Linked DNA regions of Homo sapiens: region 2 is linked to region 1. The links are chromatin loops, found by intact Hi-C in ENCODE. Cell type or tissue: GM12878. All regions are shown on one strand.

Region 1 (2,500 bases):
GCATACTAAAATGATGAGCCTGAACTCCCCACATACCCTCAAGTGCATACAGGGTTGTGTCTCTGCAAAAGCCTCTACCCATTGAGGTTTCCTTGTGCAGGGGATAGTCTGTATCTAGATGCTATATCAAGGTGAAGATCAAGTATCTTTAGTTTTCATAAAATACTAGATTCCAAACAGAAAGGTAATTATCAGACAGAGTAGGTGGCAATTAGAGGCTGAGCAGGAGGCTCTAAGAATCTAAAAGGAATTTGGTCGGCATGTGATCATGAAATCCCCAAAACATTCCAGAAAGTGATAAAAATAAACACCTTTGGGTAAAGTGTTATTTCCCCAAAGAGGAATTGAAGCTAGTTAGATCTCTTTGGTCATAATATATATTATCAGTATATCTGGAGAAAGAAACAAAGCAAGATTACCTTTTCTTCTTCTTCTTCCATAGTTTAAATTTGCTACATTGGGAAACTTCACTGCACATTAATATATCAACTCCAACTAGACCAAAATCTTTCAATTAACTAAAAACATTTTTTAGGATGTAACTCTGAAAAAAATAAAAAGTGAGAAAAAGCAAACATAAAGTAAACTGGCTTAAAAGTAGGGTTCAGTTTGTTTTGTTTTGTTTTTGAGACAGAGTCTCGCTCTGTCACCCAGGCTGGAGTGCAGTGGTGTGATCTCGGCTCACTGCAAGCTCCGCCTCCTGGGTTCAAGCAATTCTCTGCCTCAGCATCCTGAGTAGCTGGGATTATAGGCGCCTGACACCACGTCTGGCTAATTTTTTGTATTTTTAGTACAGACAGGGTTTCACCATCTTGGCCAGGCTGATCTTGAACTCCTGACCTCATGATACACCAGCCTTGTCCTCCCAAAGTGCCGGGATCACAGGCATGAGCCACCGTGCCTGGCCAAGTAGGGTTCAGTTTTTAAAAATAAACAGCAGCAACAACAAAAACCCCACATGTACTTTCAAAAGTATGTTCTGTGATTACTCTTGTGCCTGGTTCTTCAAACAAACACAGGACTTTTCACAAATGAAGCCTGCATGTTCAATGCTGAATAAGATTAAAACGTGTTTAGCTCATTGTACCTACAGAAACACAACAGAACTTCAGCAAGATTTTCAACAATGATTATTTTAATTTTAAAAAGGATTTTGTGTAACTTTGTTTAAATCTGATAATCCTCTTTACTTCAAAAAATTAAAGAAGAAAGTGAAAGTAATACTTGGAAGCAAAATGAAACTAACACGAAGTGTATCAGGTACTTTTCCACATTAACTCACTGATGTAATTAAATTACAAATGCTCAGCGTCCTAAGGGGTCAACACTGTAATTAGGAAAAGTGTATTTCTCCTTAGTCCTTATACCATTTGCCCTGGTATAAATGCTTGTAGTAAACATTGTTACTCTTTCTCAGACAAGCGTTTTAAAGATGCTAGTTAAAATGTAGTTGGTAGCTAGTTTCCTGAGTCAATATGGCAATTATACCAATAAAATTGCAGATCAAGATGAGCCAGAGGCAGTAAGGAACAGGCCAAAGAAAAACAGGAAGAAAAGGGGACGATAAAGAAAGTGGTAGGCCAGGTGTGGTGGCTCACACACCTGTAATCTTAGCACTTTGGGAGACTGAGGCGGGCAGATTACTTGAGCCTAGATGTTTGAGACCAGCCTGGGCAACATGGTGAAACCCTGTCTCTACAGAAAATGCTAAAACATTAGCCGAGCATGCTGGCAGGCACCAGCAGTCACAGCTACTCAGGAAGCTGAGGTGGAAGGCTCGCTTGAGCCCCCAGGAAGCAGGGGTTGCAGTGAGCCAATATAGCACCACTGCAGCCACTGTCCAGCCTTGGTGACACAGCAAGACTGTCGCAAATTAAATTTTAAAACAGTGGTAGTTTATTCCAAATTCATGTGCTAATCAAATCATATCTCTGTGCCACTCTCACATTCAGCCCTTTCTTCCCGTTTCCACTGCAGGTATTTGTCTCCTGTATTCATTATCTCTTACTTGCAACTTTCCAAGTCAATCTCTCTGGTCCCTGTCTTTTTCCAAACCATTCTTTAAATTGTCATCAGATAAATCTTTTTTAAAAACAGATTTGATTTTACAAAAGAGAAACAGGAGATCTACCCAGTAGTTGCAGAATAAAGACAAAATTCTCTCGTGTGACATCAAACGCCCCCTATAATCTACTCCCATCCTGTGTTTCCCTGCACCCAACACGTATTTCAGTTATCCTGGCTTCTCTGTCATTCCCAAGTCAGGTTGTGGGCCCATGTGGTGTTTTGTTTTTGTTTTTGTTTGAGTCTCGCTCTGTCGCCCAGGCTGGACTGCAGTGGCGCGATCTCAGCTCACTGCAAGTTCCGCCTCCCGGGTTCACGCCATTCTCCTGCCTCAGCCTCCTGAGTAGCTGGGACTACAGGTGCCCGCCGCCATACCTGGCTAATTTTTTTTTGTATTTTTTAGTAGAGACGGGGTTTCACCGCATTAGCCAGGATG
Region 2 (2,500 bases), 300 kb before region 1:
GAATATTCTGAGTTGAAGAATTATAGAGTTTCATTCGATGTCATTTCTGTAGTTGAGTAAATTCAGCTTGTGGGGAGAAAGGGCAGGGGAGGGAAACCGTTGGAGTTGGAGATGAAGGGAAGAGTACTAGCACTCACTGGTTTCCATAAAATGAGAATCATGTCTGTTAATGTCAGAACTTCATAGATCATGATATAGATAAAATTCCAAATTGCACCTTAGCAGGAGGTCATTGATTACATATCTTACTTATAGCTTTTACACTGTTTCTGCAGGGCGACATGCTTTTATGATTTCTATAAATAGTTGTTGAATTGATGGCGGGAAGATAGATGCATGTAAACATGAAATTATTTTTAATTTAAAGTAACTTCCTTTTAGTTAGAGTTGGGTTTTTTATAAATGAGTAGGGAAACATTAAAAATTGTTTTTATGGCCCAGCGTGGTGGCTCACACCTATATTCCTGGCACTTTGGGAGGCTGAGGCGGGAGGATTGCTTGAGACCAGCCTGGGCAGCATGGCAAAAACCTGTCTCTACAAAAAATACAAAAATTAACCGGGCATGGTGTTGCATGGTTGTAGTCCCAGCTACTTGGGAGGCTGAGGTGGAAGGGTGGCTTGAGTCCAGGAGGCAGAGGCTGCAGTGAGTTGAGATTGCGCTACTGCACCAGCCTGGGCAACAGAGTGAGACCCTGTCTCAAAAAAAAAAAAATAAATGAAAGTTTGTATTAATCGTTCAAGCTTCGTGTTAATTAAGCATATTTTTAACATGCTGGCCCTACCAACTGGCTACCTGCCCTCCTGGGAGACATCTCCACTCACCAGTCCCTGCAGACAGCTGCCTGCCTTCATTCCAGGAGTCCCCTTCCTTCTATTCTGGCACCAAGAGAGTGATCATTAAAGTGTTTCTGTGTCTCAAGTAAGCAGACTAGCTTCCATGCAGTGTCAGCACAAGACCCAATCCTGGAGCTGTCCCGTGGCCTGGTTGAGCTGTTGATGGCGTGGGTACAGACTCACCAGCTGCCCTTGCCCTGCCCTGCCTAACACAACTCATCGAGACCTTGCTGGGTTGCCTGGTGCTGGAAACACGGTGGCCCTGGCCATCCAGCCAGCGCTGTCCTTCCCAAAACATCCATTGGCCAGTGCGTTTGTTCTGTCACCCCTCAGTGTCCTAATGCCCTTCATTGTACGTGATCTTAAAAAGACCCTTGCCGAAATGTTTTCTCCGAGTCTGGACCACGGCCTAGATTCAATATTTGGCATCTGCAAATGTACATTTACAAAGTGATTCATCAACTAGAAACTGTCCTCTTTTGAGGTACAGGAAGATAAGGCAAAGGTTTACTCAAATCACCCAGCCAGTGGGTGGCAGGATCAAACTGCCTCGCTCCTCACAGCTTCAGAGGCCTCGACAGTTCCCAGCCTCACTGCAGACCCACGCCCACTTCTCATCAAGCTCCCGAAATGTCGGAGCTGCCTTCACTGCGCACGGCAGGGGAGCCCAGCACAGCAGGAAAGCCCCGATTTCTTTGATCAATTCCGTCAGTGCTCTGAAGCCACATTATGCAGCATTTTGTTAGCATACTAAACACCTTCAGGGTGTCAAGCCTTGTCTTTGCAGTGCGTTCCTTAGAGAAGTGGAAGTTTCCTGCCCTTGAGGTTTCCTCTTACTCCTCCTGCTCACTTACGGAGGGTGGCGGGGGGAACAAAAATAGAAAACCAAATTCCATATTCTCTTTCCTTCCCCCACCCCCCCCAAAAAACACAGACACCCCACTACCTCTTCATTTGTCTCCCCAGACAACTCTGTACTTGGAACCTGCATTACTTGTGCTTGCTCCTGGGAAATTCGCTGCAATGTGCACAGAGGGGCTGTAGCCTGTCTTCATTCCTCTTCATCATCTTACCAGGCTATTTGTCATGTGAGCAAGCTGGAAAGTGAGTTTGGATTCATTACCCATCCCAGGCATTCCCACAGGCACCCTCCATGTGCGCTGAATGCTTCTGACTTTGCAAATGATATTGCCCTTGAAGATGCAGGAGGCGTGGAGCAGGTTTCCAACCTCAGCCATTACACAGCACAGGCACATTACATGGCACAGGCTTGCCGGCCAGTCCAGGCGCCATAAATCAGTTCTCAACGGTGGCACCATTCAGAAAAGCATGCAGGGAAGGCAGGGAGACCACCAAGGGCTCCAACCCCTCGTCAGTTCTGCACTGACAGGCTGCACAAATTACTCTCTAATTTTTGAGAGCCTCCACCTCCAGGGAACCCTGCCCTCATTCGATCATTTTGACAGTGCATTTGCAAATTTTCTTTATTCGGTACATTCATTTGCTGTTCCTTACTGCTCTTGGGCACCAAGGTGCTAGGAATCTTCCCATTTAATGGATAAGAAAAAATAGGCAGAAGCGTTGAAATGACTTCTCAGGCCAAAACCCAGTGTTGCACATCCCACAGGAGTTGGCCCCCAGAAGAACCGCCACAAGGATCTGTCA

Evidence for each region. Peaks named below come from ENCODE experiments on the same cell type or tissue, not always from the same donor. Only the 100,000 strongest peaks of a DNase experiment are listed, where the experiment ranks them.
Region 2: a loop joins it to region 1, with 4 times the contacts of the local background. A loop is called at or near these places in 1 of 110 quality-filtered maps.

Annotation. Positions count from the first base shown.
Region 1 is chr1:245,952,812-245,955,311 of GRCh38, forward strand. The region is part of intron 5 of SMYD3 (SET and MYND domain containing 3); the gene reads right to left. Among named protein-coding and RNA genes, the nearest start is that of SMYD3-AS1, 150 kb to the right of the region's middle. In GM12878, no CTCF peak of the experiment used is centred here; DNase peaks (open chromatin) are centred at 960, 1,490 and 1,780; H3K4me3 peaks cover 2,054 bases; H3K27ac peaks cover 2,199 bases.
Region 2 is chr1:245,647,933-245,650,432 of GRCh38, forward strand. All of the region lies in intron 10 of KIF26B (kinesin family member 26B), which reads left to right. Among named protein-coding and RNA genes, the nearest start is that of KIF26B-AS1, 410 kb to the left of the region's middle. RefSeq lists an enhancer at 563-1,076. In GM12878, a CTCF peak has its summit at 1,365 (motif pointing right); a DNase peak (open chromatin) is centred at 1,329; H3K4me3 peaks cover 1,336 bases; H3K27ac peaks cover 120 bases.